Linked DNA regions of Mus musculus: all the other regions are linked to region 3. The links are chromatin contacts, found by Hi-C or POLR2A ChIA-PET in ENCODE. All regions are on one chromosome and are shown on one strand. Each heading gives the region's core, a stretch centred on a gene start or an enhancer-like site at or near the end of the contact. The rest is flanking DNA. Distances are from core to core; before and after follow the strand shown.

The links. A loop is a pair of places that touch in the nucleus more often than their neighbours do. ChIA-PET counts read pairs that join two places held with the same protein, here RNA polymerase II (POLR2A).
Region 1: a map of heart shows a loop between it and region 3 (3-fold over the local background). The contact joins the promoter of Ccdc136 here to the promoter of Flnc in region 3. A Hi-C loop is called at or near these places in 5 of 37 maps with a recorded cell type or tissue (CH12.LX and heart). POLR2A ChIA-PET finds 5 or more read pairs at or near these places in 2 of 5 experiments (Patski and embryonic stem cell).
Region 2: POLR2A ChIA-PET joins it to region 3 with 13 read pairs in Patski. The contact joins the enhancer-like site here to the promoter of Flnc in region 3. POLR2A ChIA-PET finds 5 or more read pairs at or near these places in 3 of 5 experiments (Patski and embryonic stem cell).
Region 4: POLR2A ChIA-PET joins it to region 3 with 31 read pairs in Patski. The contact joins the promoter of Atp6v1f here to the promoter of Flnc in region 3. A Hi-C loop is called at or near these places in 2 of 37 maps with a recorded cell type or tissue (both heart). POLR2A ChIA-PET finds 5 or more read pairs at or near these places in 3 of 5 experiments (Patski and embryonic stem cell).

The regions. Positions count from the first base shown.
Region 1 is chr6:29,395,148-29,397,847 of GRCm38, reverse strand. Ccdc136 (coiled-coil domain containing 136) reads right to left here and starts at 1,273. Exons shown (of 18, transcript NM_001347071.1): 1 at 1,106-1,273; 2 at 262-369. The coding sequence starts at 1,163.
Region 2 is chr6:29,483,848-29,486,547 of GRCm38, reverse strand. It overlaps Kcp (kielin/chordin-like protein), which reads left to right. Exons shown (of 38, transcript NM_001029985.4): 32 at 988-1,130; 33 at 1,373-1,545; 34 at 1,626-1,737; 35 at 1,832-1,933; 36 at 2,454-2,618. Among named protein-coding and RNA genes, the nearest start is that of Atp6v1fnb, 14 kb to the right of the region's middle. Within about 2 kb of position 1,312, at least 1 of the 3 ENCODE cell types and tissues checked has a DNase peak (open chromatin) inside an H3K27ac peak, as active enhancers do.
Region 3 is chr6:29,431,752-29,434,451 of GRCm38, reverse strand. It overlaps Flnc (filamin C, gamma), which reads right to left and starts at 1,299. Exons shown (of 48, transcript NM_001081185.2): 1 at 639-1,299. The coding sequence starts at 993.
Region 4 is chr6:29,466,514-29,469,213 of GRCm38, reverse strand. It overlaps Atp6v1f (ATPase, H+ transporting, lysosomal V1 subunit F), which reads right to left and starts at 1,431. Exons shown (of 2, transcript NM_025381.2): 1 at 1,240-1,431. The coding sequence starts at 1,397.

The DNA of each region.
Region 1 (2,700 bases), core at 24-2,523, 37 kb after region 3:
GGGTTGAGCAGGGCCTCTCTCTGTCTGGCAGCTTCCCGGGACACACAACCTGGTTAGCTGGGTGATTGGCGCCCCAAAGGGATGTGCCCAAACTTCCCACAATGCCTGAGCCCAGGGGAGGCTTGGAGCTCAGCCACCAGGGAGGAGGGGCCTGAGATGAAGTGAGGGGAGGGCCCTGTTCTGGCTCAGAGTTCTGGGGTCAGGGAAGGAAGAAGGGAGCTACGGAGTAGGGCGATAGAAAGCCTTTTTCAGAAAACTCACCGTCCATAGCTTGCATCCCACGGCGCTCCAGAGACCCCCAGCGTTGGCCTTTCTTCCTCTCACAACCCTCAGATACCTCATAGGAGCCTAAAGTGGTTACTGTGGGTCCTGTGAGCCGGGAGAAAGTAAGAACTGTAGGAATAGAGGGGCCTGGGGCTGAGGGGAAAGAAAGGGACGTGCATTCTTATATGGGAGCCCCGGAATTTGCAATCACACTGGAGAAGCCTGACTCACTCTGCCCAGCTCTGTGATTCTATTCCCTCAGCCACCTCTCATGCCTATGGAGGGGACCCCAGTCCGGCGCGGCCCAACCTCAGCACCCCTGTTCCCGGCTCCTCTCCCTCGCTCAGACAGAAGAGGGTGAGTGTTTGTTTAGCTTGGGGCATAAGAAGAGGGGTAGGGTGGGAACTAGGAAAGAAGGTTTTGGGAGGATCCTATATAGCAAAGCAGAGAAGGGAGGGGTGGCCGGCTCAGGAGAGGAGAGAAGGGGCTCTAAACTAGGCCGTTTCTCTTTCTCTCCCCTTCCCTCCCTCACCAAACCTCGCCCACCCCACCCTCTCCCGGTGGTCAAGAGCTTTGATGAACTAGAAGGGTGCAGGCTCTAGAGACAACTCCCCCGCCCCCCTCGTGAGCTGGAAACACAATCGGGCTGGAGAGACTAACTGGGGAGCGCTTGGGGAGTGACCGCTGGGAAGGGACAACCCAGGTCGAAAGATGGAGAGCAGTATCCGGTGGAGGCCAGGGTGAAGGGAGCCGACTCAGTACCAGGAGCACCTGGGGGTCAGAAGGAAGGAGAGCCGTAGGGGGAAGGAGCATAGGGAGCTGAGAGAGAGGCCGCTCTGACCTGGGCCAGGGCAGCTCCAGCCCGCGGCTCCCGCGCCGGCCCCGCCGCCTGCCTCCATGGCTGCTCCCGCCGCCGCCGCCGCCTCCCGAGCAGAAGCCGCAGCCTCCGGGCCGGGGACCGGGAGCCCGGTGCGCAGGGAGGAGAGAGGGCGGGCCGAGAGGGCGGGGCCTGGCCTGGCCACCTGACGCGAGTGCCCGCCTGTGGCCGCCCGGAAACCCTCCCCCAGTCCCCGGCTCCAGACCCAGTGAGGACCAGCAAAAGAGGTTCAAAACACGTCACTAAAGTGCCCCAGGCTCGTCCGAGGCAGCTTCAGGTCTGCTGCGCCTGAAAAGCGGACGTGAGCTACCGGGTCTTGAGGATGCGCCCAAGGAGTGCTAGCATGGCTTGGTTCTGGCTGCAGAACCCACCCTGGGTCCGCCACGCCTAGGGACCTCAGGGGCTAGTCTTGACGGATGATAGAACCGGGGGGGGGGTGGGGGTGGGGGGGGATGGACTGTTTCCTGCAGATGCGCAAACACACGCGCACTTCCTTGGTTCCCACACAGAGCCAGCGTCCCCATCCCCGCAGTCCACAGAACCCATCCCTCCGGGTAGCCTCAAGCGCCCCAGAGCTACTGCAGGGCTGGCGGATAGTTGAGACCTGCATGTGCCAAGTGCTAGGTGGTGGTACATCACTGCTTTCCCCGAAATCCCACCCAGCCAGAGCTCTCCTCCCAGTGTACCAAGTCCCTCTTTCTTCCCAGCCCTTTGAGCCACGCCCTCTGTGACCTGTGCAGTGTGGGCATCATTGATGTTCCCTGTAACAAGAAATGTGGGAAACCACGAAGCTTTTTTTCAACTTTTCATCTATTTATTCAAGAGATGAACTTGGTCTTGAGGCAGATTTGACATCTCAGCAGGTCTCATTTAGGTCAGAAGTGGATACTCAGGAATCTGCTCCCCGAGTTATAATCGTGGAGAGATTTCTAAGCTTGGTACCTCACACCAGTTCTTTCTCATGTATTCTCACTCCTAAAGTTTGGGCATGGCTTGGCTGGGTTCAACTCCCCAGGCTACTGGGCTCTCAAGCCCTCCATGTTCCTCAGGAATGAAGCAATTCCCTGCACATCTCAGGCTTATCAGTAATTTCAGCATTGTGTTGAGAGTTACTCTCCAGACACCCCATCCCTTCCTTTTTTTAGACTCTCCTGCTGTGCTCTTCTGACCCTCTGGGCAGCATCAGAGTATTGCCTGCTGTTAAGGTTGGGAAGTATCCTAGTTATCTTTGTATCTTCAGTATCAAAGTACCTGACTCATGGAGTAAATGAGTAACATGGAGCTTCCGACTAAGTTAACAACGCCTTCATCATTTATCCCAGATTTTTAACTCATGAATTTAAACTCACGTTCCCTATTAACAATGATGTCTGCCAGGCAGTGATGGCTCACACCTTTAATCCCAGCACCTGGGAGTCAGAGGCAGGCGGATCTATATGATTTAGAAGCCAGCCTGGTCTACCGAGTTAGTTCCAGGACAGCCAAGGCTACACAGAGAAACCCTGTCTCAAAAACCAAAAACCAACAAAACAAAAAAGTCCAGAAGTCAGTAGTAATTC
Region 2 (2,700 bases), core at 63-2,562, 52 kb before region 3:
TGGCAAGGAGTTGAGGCCCGGGCTTCATGCCCACCTGCGCTGTTGGGTGTTCTTCTGGGGCAGAGGAACTGTGAAAGAGGCACTGCCTAAGGCCCTACTCAGAAGGCCACAGAGATTGCAGGTCATGGCCTGGGTCTTAGTTAGGGTTTCTTTTGCTGTGAAGAGCTCTCATGACTGTGGCAACTGTTATAAAGGAAAATAATTGGGGCTGGCTTACAGGTTCAGAGGTTTAGGCCATTATCATCGTGGCAGGAAGCATGGTGGCCTGCAGGCAGTCACAGGGCTGGAGAAGAGGCTGAGAGTTCTACATCTGAATCTACAGGCAGCTGGAAGAGAGAGTCACACTGGGTCTTGCTTGTAAAACCTTAACCCCACCCCCACCCCCCATGGCGCACTTCCTCCAGCAAGGCCACACCTCTAATAATGCCACTCCCTGTCATTCTATGGGGGGGTGCATTTTCACTCAAATCACCACAGCCTGGCTCCTGTGGGAAATCCCTCTACAATGACATCTGTCTTTAGGACCATGTGGAGTGTACCTTGAGAAGAGCCAAGAGCTCTCCTGTCCTTATGGCTAAAGGTGCTTAAAGCTGGCATGGTCCTCAAGCAGTGCCAAGGGGAGGGATGTGTTGATGGAGGAAGAGTAACATAGCTAAGTCCTCTCTGTTGGCCCTACAAGAACACCCAACAGTGCAGGTGGAAATGGAGCCTGGCCTCAACTCCTTGTCCAGCAGAACAATGCCTCTGCCACCCACATGGGCCATATTTGCTGGTGGATGCTAGACCCACCTCCCTTTGCCCGACGTTCCTCAGATCACGAGTGGCAGGTGCAGGTTATTCAAGTGTTGCTGGGGTCCTGCCGACTCTCCAGCCATCACTCTCCAGCTGATATCCTCCACCACACAGTCTAAGAAGGAGAAATGGATGTCTGTCCAGAAACACTGCTGTGTTTGGGCAGGGTACTGAACCTGTCTCGTTTCTCCTCAGACCCTACCCAGTCATGCATGCATCAGGGTCGCTGGGTGGCCTCTGGAGAACAGTGGGCAGTGGATGCCTGCACCAGCTGCTCCTGTGTGGCTGGTACTGTGCACTGCCAGACCCAGCGCTGCAGGAAGCTCGCATGTAGCCGGGTGAGTGCCTTGGTTCAAGGTGGTAGGACTAGGGCACAAGGGCACTGCCTCCCCAGAGCGATGAGAGGGGCTTTGGGTTTCTGTTGCCATCCATGAACTACTAGCGGAGCCAGGGCTGGTGCTGTTCCTGGAGTGACCACCAGGGGGTGAACCTGGGTTCAAGGGATCAGTGAGACCACCAGAGGGCTGAGACTTGACAGGGGAAGTGTCCTGTGACTGAATCTGTTTGGGTCGGGGGCCAGGATGAGGTCCCTGCCCTGAGTCCCGGCAGCTGCTGTCTCCGCTGTTTGCCCCGGCCGGCTTCCTGCATGGCCTTCGGAGACCCCCATTACCGCACCTTCGATGGCCGCCTGTTGCACTTCCAAGGCAGCTGCAGCTACGTGCTGGCCAAGGACTGCCACGGCGAGGACTTCAGGTACGAACCCCTTTCTCTACTCCGTGACACCTTAACCTGGCACCTCTGACCTCTGGCACCCGGGCCCTTCCTCCTCTTAGTGTGCACGTGACTAATGATGACCGGGGCCGGAGGGGTGTGGCCTGGACCCAAGAGGTAGCAGTGCTGTTGGGAACCGTGGCTGTGAGGCTGCTGCAGGGCAGGACAGTCATGGTGAGCTAAGGACCCAGGGAAGGTCAGTGCTACACAGTTCACCTGTCTGATCCGACATGGCCCCTTCCTTCCCCTCCCCCTCCCCCTTTTCCAGGTGGACCAGCACACAGTGACCTTGCCCTTCCTCCGGGAGCCACTGCTGTACATTGAGCTTCGTGGTCACACTGTGATCCTGCATGCCCAGCCTGGGCTTCAGGTATAGACAGAGGGCAAAACAGGGTGGTCCTGGCACCTCAGCACTTCTAACGCTTCTGTAACTTCCAACGCGTCTGCCTGGTAGGAGGAGGAGAAGGCAGGGGTGAGAAAGTATAAAGTCGGTGGGGATCAGGAGGCAGTCAAGGTGTTCTGAGGACTCTCCCACCTCCCATGTGGGAAAATGATGATCTCTTGCTCGCAGCCCGAGCCATAACTTACAACCCCAAGCTGTGTGCACTTGATCCAAACTCTGATGGCGTTGTACCTTCCTTAAGGCCCCAGGGCAGTGATTCTCAGGAAGAGGGTTTTGTTCCACCTGGAGTCCAGTTGAAAGATGCAGTGGGCAGCTCTCCCACGAGCATTTGGTCAGGCTGTATAACAAGGTACACAGGCTAGGGAAGTGGCCCTTCCATCCCACAGTGCACCTGTCCATCCCACAGCAGGGAGACTATCAAATTAGCTCGTGAACTCCTTGGGGTCTCCGTCCTTCCCCCTCCCTAGTCCCAAGCCTCTTTGCACAGGTGCTGTGGGACGGGCAATCCCAGGTGGAGGTGAGAGTTCCCAGCTCCTACCGGGGCCAGACTTGTGGTCTCTGTGGGAACTTCAATGGCTTTGCCCAGGATGATCTGCAGGGTCCGGATGGGAGGCTCCTGCCCACAGAGGCTTCGTTTGGGAACAGCTGGAAGGTGAGTAGCTTGGGAGCAAGAAGTTGCAACAGGCTAAAGGAACTGGGTACAAGCCCCTGCTAGGGGACCCAAGACAGACTTC
Region 3 (2,700 bases), core at 50-2,549:
GGGCATGGACAGGCAGGAGTCCCCCTCCCAGACGACCTAAACGACCAGGGCAATCAGGGGTTAAAGCTCCCAGGACGTTGCTCAGTGCCTTTTTAGGTTTCTGAGGCCGGGTTCTGTTTGCTCTAGTCCGGCCAGATCCCAGATGGGGAGCACATGCCTGCCAAGCGCATCAGCGAGCTTCAGGCCACTAGTCTCCCTGGCCTCAGGGCCCTGAGAACCCAGAGACGACTGGAACCTGTCTTAAGACTGCTTTTGCCCAGCGACGAAGGCGATGGGAAGCCATTTGCTTTCATGTGGGTGGCGGGATACGCCCCCAAGGAATTAGCACTGGGCACCAGCCCTGTCCTCGCAAGCATGTGCAAGCAAGGGTGGCCCGGTGGAAGGAAAAGAGGGGACTTTGGGCAGGTCGGTAGGAGTGTGTGTAGGGAGGCTGAAGCTAAGATGTTTGGACAACTTCGGAAGGGAACTTCTCAGGGGTGCCACCTGTCCTAGAGGGGTATCTGGGCTCCAGCCTGTACTGGCGAGGGAGAAATCAGACCAGGCAAGGGAAAGGTTTTCTGTTCCGGATCTCAGTACCCGCACCTATGTGACCTGTTCCTACCCCCGCTGTGACCGTTCCCTGTGACCCCCGCACTGACCGATGGACACGAGCTTGATGTGTTCCCGCTCCAGGAACTCCAGGGCCACAGACACATTTTCCAGCTTCATTTGGCGGAAGTTGGGGCGCGGGTGGAACTTGCGGTACATGCGCTTCTGGCTGAGCACTTCGAGCAGCGCGATGAGGCGCAGCCCGTCGCTGAGGTCTCGCTGCAGGTCGGTCAGGCGCTTGCCCACACACTTGAGATGCTCGTTGCACCACCGCGTGAATGTGTTCTGCTGGATCTTCTTCCACGGTGCGTCCTCCGCTAGGTCCTTCTCCGTGGACGGCATCTCGTCCGCCTCGTCAACCAGGCCGAGGCCGGAGGCGTCCGAATAGTTGCTGTTGTTCATCATGGTGGCGCGGCGGGGGGCCGGGGGAGTACGGCCTGGGGATCGGGCTGTGGGTGCTGTCGGGGCGGGACGCGGGGACACCGAGTTCTCGGAGACTTCGTTAGCGCTCTGGGCGGCGGGGCTCGCTGGCCTCTTGGGCTGAGCTGCTGGGCTGTCCGGCTAGGGCTCTCTCTCTCTCCCGGGGCGGAGCGGTGCTCGGGAAGTGCGGGCCGGGCCGGGGCAGTGGGTTTAAGAAGCCCCCGGGCTGCCGACCCCCCCGCCGCGCCCGCAGCCCCAGGGTCCACGTCAGAGCGCCGGCCTCCCAGGAATGCCGCCCGGCCCGCGGGTGGGGGCCGCGCTGAGCCCCACGGCCCCGCCTCCGCCCGCCCCTCCTCCACGCAGTCCTCAGCAGGAGCGGGGATGGGGTGGGGGCGCTGGCCCTGAGCTTCCCCATGCACACTGTACACCCCAACCTAGTCTTAGCCATTTAGGGATGAGGGACACTCCTTCCACACTCAGATTGGGTTAAAGAAAGTAATGGGGAAACTGAGGCAGTGGTTAGGGCTAGACAAACTGATCTGGTGTTGACAGAACTTTCTGGAGTTGGTGACAAGGCTGTTGACACAGCCTAGGAGTCCTGGCTTCTAGCCTGGTTGTATTGTCCACCTGTGAAGAACTCAGAAAGGAAATTGTGTGTGTGTGTGTGTGTGTGTGAGAGAGAGAGAGAGAGAGAGAGAGAGAGAGAGAGAGAGAGAGAGAGAGAGAACACCAGAAGGAGCAGGGACATTGACCAGGAGAGACTGAGTTCAAGGGGGCTCCATGACTTTTGCCACTTTACAAGAAAAAAATGCTTAAACCGTTATTTGGAATCCAAACCCAGGGCCACAGGGAAACCAAGGCTCCTGACCTGACTCAGTGTCCCTGGTCATTAGCCCATTTAGACTCACTGGCTCAGAATGAAGCTGAGCTCAGAACAAGGGTACCCAGTGAGTCACTTTGTGTGCGCCCCCCCCCCCCCCGTGACTCAACCAAGTTGATGAGAGGACAAAAGGGCTGCCCAGGTAGTACCAGGGAGCCCCCTGGGCAATGTGCCCACATGAGCCACAGGGCAGATCTTCCCAGGGAAAGTAGAAGTGTGCCAAATAGCAGGAAGAGCCCTGGCAGAGCAGCCAAGGGAAATGTGACTGGGGCAAGTGGGCAGGGCCAGGGGCAAAGCGGGCAGGAAGGGAGGCAGGCTAGAAGCCTAGGCAGGATTGGGTTGAGGGCAAGCCCAATAAGGTGAGAGACATGGGAAATGTTCACAACAGAGAAACTGAGGCAATCCAAGCTGCCTGCCACACACAAGGGAAGGACCTACAAATGAATTTACATCGCAAGGAGAGGTCAGATGTGTGTCCACTGCTTCCCCATCCTTCGAGACTAAGTAAGCTTAGCTTTGAAGGAAGACAGTCCTTAATTCAAGCCATGTGACCGCTGAGGCTTGGGTAAATCATTTTACCTTATTTCCCTCCTCGCAGTCATAATGAAAGGAAAGGCAATAATAAAGCATCTTTGGGAGCTCTTTCCTCAAGGGCAGACGACAGCGGTGCCCACTATGGACTTGGAAAGGAGTTGGGGGAGGCGGAGCTTATGGTGAAGCTCCCAGCAATCATTTCTTTTTCCTTCTCACCTAAGGAGAAGGCCTGGTCCTTAGGAGGGAGGGGGAGGGCAGAAAGGGCCAGGAGCAGAAAA
Region 4 (2,700 bases), core at 182-2,681, 35 kb before region 3:
TGGAGTAGATTTGGCTTGGTGATTTTAGGACCCCTTCCTGTTGGAAACATGGTAAATCCTTGGAAGTAAGATCTGTCCTCCAGTGGCAATGGAGGTCACTTTACTGGTTTGCTAAGAGATCAGTCTCCCAGGTCAGAGCCTGCCACGCTCCAGGCTGTGGGAACTAGTCTCAGCCAGCATCCCTGGACTGGGCTATTTAGGGGAAACAGGTGAGGGCAGTTTATTCCTGAGATTTGGCATAGTAATTCTAGAAAAGGAATGAGGAAAAAAAATAGAGAGTTGGCACCCTCAATTCTAGTCAACAGTGCACTTTCTGGCTTAAAAGGAATGCCTGCACCCAGTTTTAAAAACTACGACCCAGGGTATGATGTGAAGATCTGAAGTACAAAGTCTTTGGGGAAGGCCATACTTCCCAGATGTTTTGCTTATTGTGCGCAAGACAAATGGAAGCCCCATGGCAGACTGCAGGGAGCTGAATAAACAGAGTGGGTAGTAACTTAGAAGACACAGGTAAAGCTGCTTGTTATCCAAGCCCTGTTACTTGAGTTCAATCCTCAAAGCCCATGGAAAGAAAACTGACTCCACAAGTTGTCTTCTGACCTCCATGTGTGCACACCTACCCACGGACACACACAAACGCCGTAATTAAAAAGAAAGAGTTGACCTGGGTTCTGCCTCCTATGGCTAATGTGCCTGTGCCCTAACCAATTGTCCTTTATTTTTCTCACTAGTAACTGGGAATAACCAGTACCTTACAGGACAATTGTAAGCCTCTAAGATAAATGAAGCGTATACACACACACACACACACACACACACACACACACACGCGCCCACTGTCCGGACCTACGCTGGAGGTGGTTAGTTTTCTTAGTCGAAAAGACTAAGGTTCAGAGAATACGCTACAGAGACCCCGGAAGAGGGCTGAACAAGCCGGTCAGCACTGGCAAGAGGCTCCAGGCGTCCAATTACAGCTGGTGCAGACCATAAGCTCCACTCCCCTCCTAAACTGACACACAATCATGTGATGGGGAAAGTTCGTGGACCTGCGGTAGGCCGGACCCCACTGAGCCCCAAAAGGGAACTTAGATGGCGGAGGCCCCTGCTCAGGGTGGACAGACGACTTCCGGGACCATCCCGGTCCCCATCACCACGTGACACCCAGGTTATCAGGCCACCAATTCTCCCCGTGCTTGTAGCAAGCGGAAGGACCCATTTAGGCCTAACAGGCTACCGTACCTGAAAGTGTCTTCGATCTCATTGATGGTGGTATCCTTCTCCACTACCAGGAAATTAGGGTGGCGGTTCTTGTTTAGCTCCCCTATGCCGCCCAACAGGAAACCAGTCACCGTGTCCTCGTCTCCAATCACCGCGATTAGCTTACCTCTGCCCGCCATCCTGTCCGCCGGGCAGAGCGCTTCCCAAACACCTGTGATGCCCCGCCCCCGCAGAGACCCCGCCCTTCAGTCATGCGCAGTTCCCCGCCTCCCGGGCATGCGCATTTAGCAGGAACTCCGCTTAATCTGCGTACTCTTGCGCCATAGAGGCCAGAAACACAAACCACAGAACTACGTCTCCCAGAAGGCTGAGCGTCACAGGCCTCTCTCTGGCATTCTGTCCTTAATTTCTTCTCTCTTGGAAGAAATGCCTTTTGAACCTAGTGTTATTAGAGACCGAGACTTTAGGGGACATACTTTTTTTTTCTTTCTTTTCAGTGTACGTTAGTTTGGTTTTGGCTTTTTTGAGACAGATGGTTACCTATCTCAGGCCGGACTTGAACTTGCAGTGTAGAAGAGGATAGATCCTATTGCTTCTACTTTCCGAATGCTGGTATTATAGGCCTGCGCCATTACACAAAACAGAACAGTGTGTGCTTGATTTGTTTGACTTAAAAAAAAAAAACATCTTTTTGTTGTTACATTTGTGATTTCGGAGGCAGGTGTAGTGTGGCAGTGGAGCAGGCCACAAGTTTGTGAGGTCATAATACACCCTATGAGAGTCACCTTGAGGTTCATCTGGTCAACCCAGTGCTTTTTTTTTTTTAAAGATAGGTCTCAGGGCTGGAAGATGGCTAGGTGGTTAAGAGCACTGACTGCTCTACTAGAGGTCCTGAGGTCAATTCCCAGCAACCACATGGTGGCTCACAACCATCTGAAGACAGTGTCAGTGTACCCACATATATGAAATAAATAAATCTTATAAAAAGATTTATCCAAATATTAGGATTAGGCCAAACTACCTACCCCCTTTTTTTGGTTTTATTTGGTAGTTTGTTTTTTGAAACCTGCTATATGTAGCCTTTTCTGGCCTGGAACTCAGAATGTAGACTAGGTTGGCCTTGAACTTGCAGCCAGTGGTCCTACTGCATCATCCTCCTGAATGCTGGGACTACAGAAATGCACCACTATTTCCTGTCCATTTGTTTGTTTCAACTCTTGCCTCAGTCTGGGATTACAGACATAGGCTACCATAACTGTCCAAGAACAGGTATTTCCTAGCTGGAAGGTCAAGGTCTGAATCGGTATGATGTACACATGCATGCTAACTATGACATGGCTAACAATTACTGAATATATATTAAATTACCAAAGAAATAGGCAAATGAATGATGACACTATGTAGTGCTGTAGAAACCAAGCAAGGCCTCATGTTAGTTCCTAAATTTAGATAATTGCATAGAAACAATCCTAGCACTTAGGA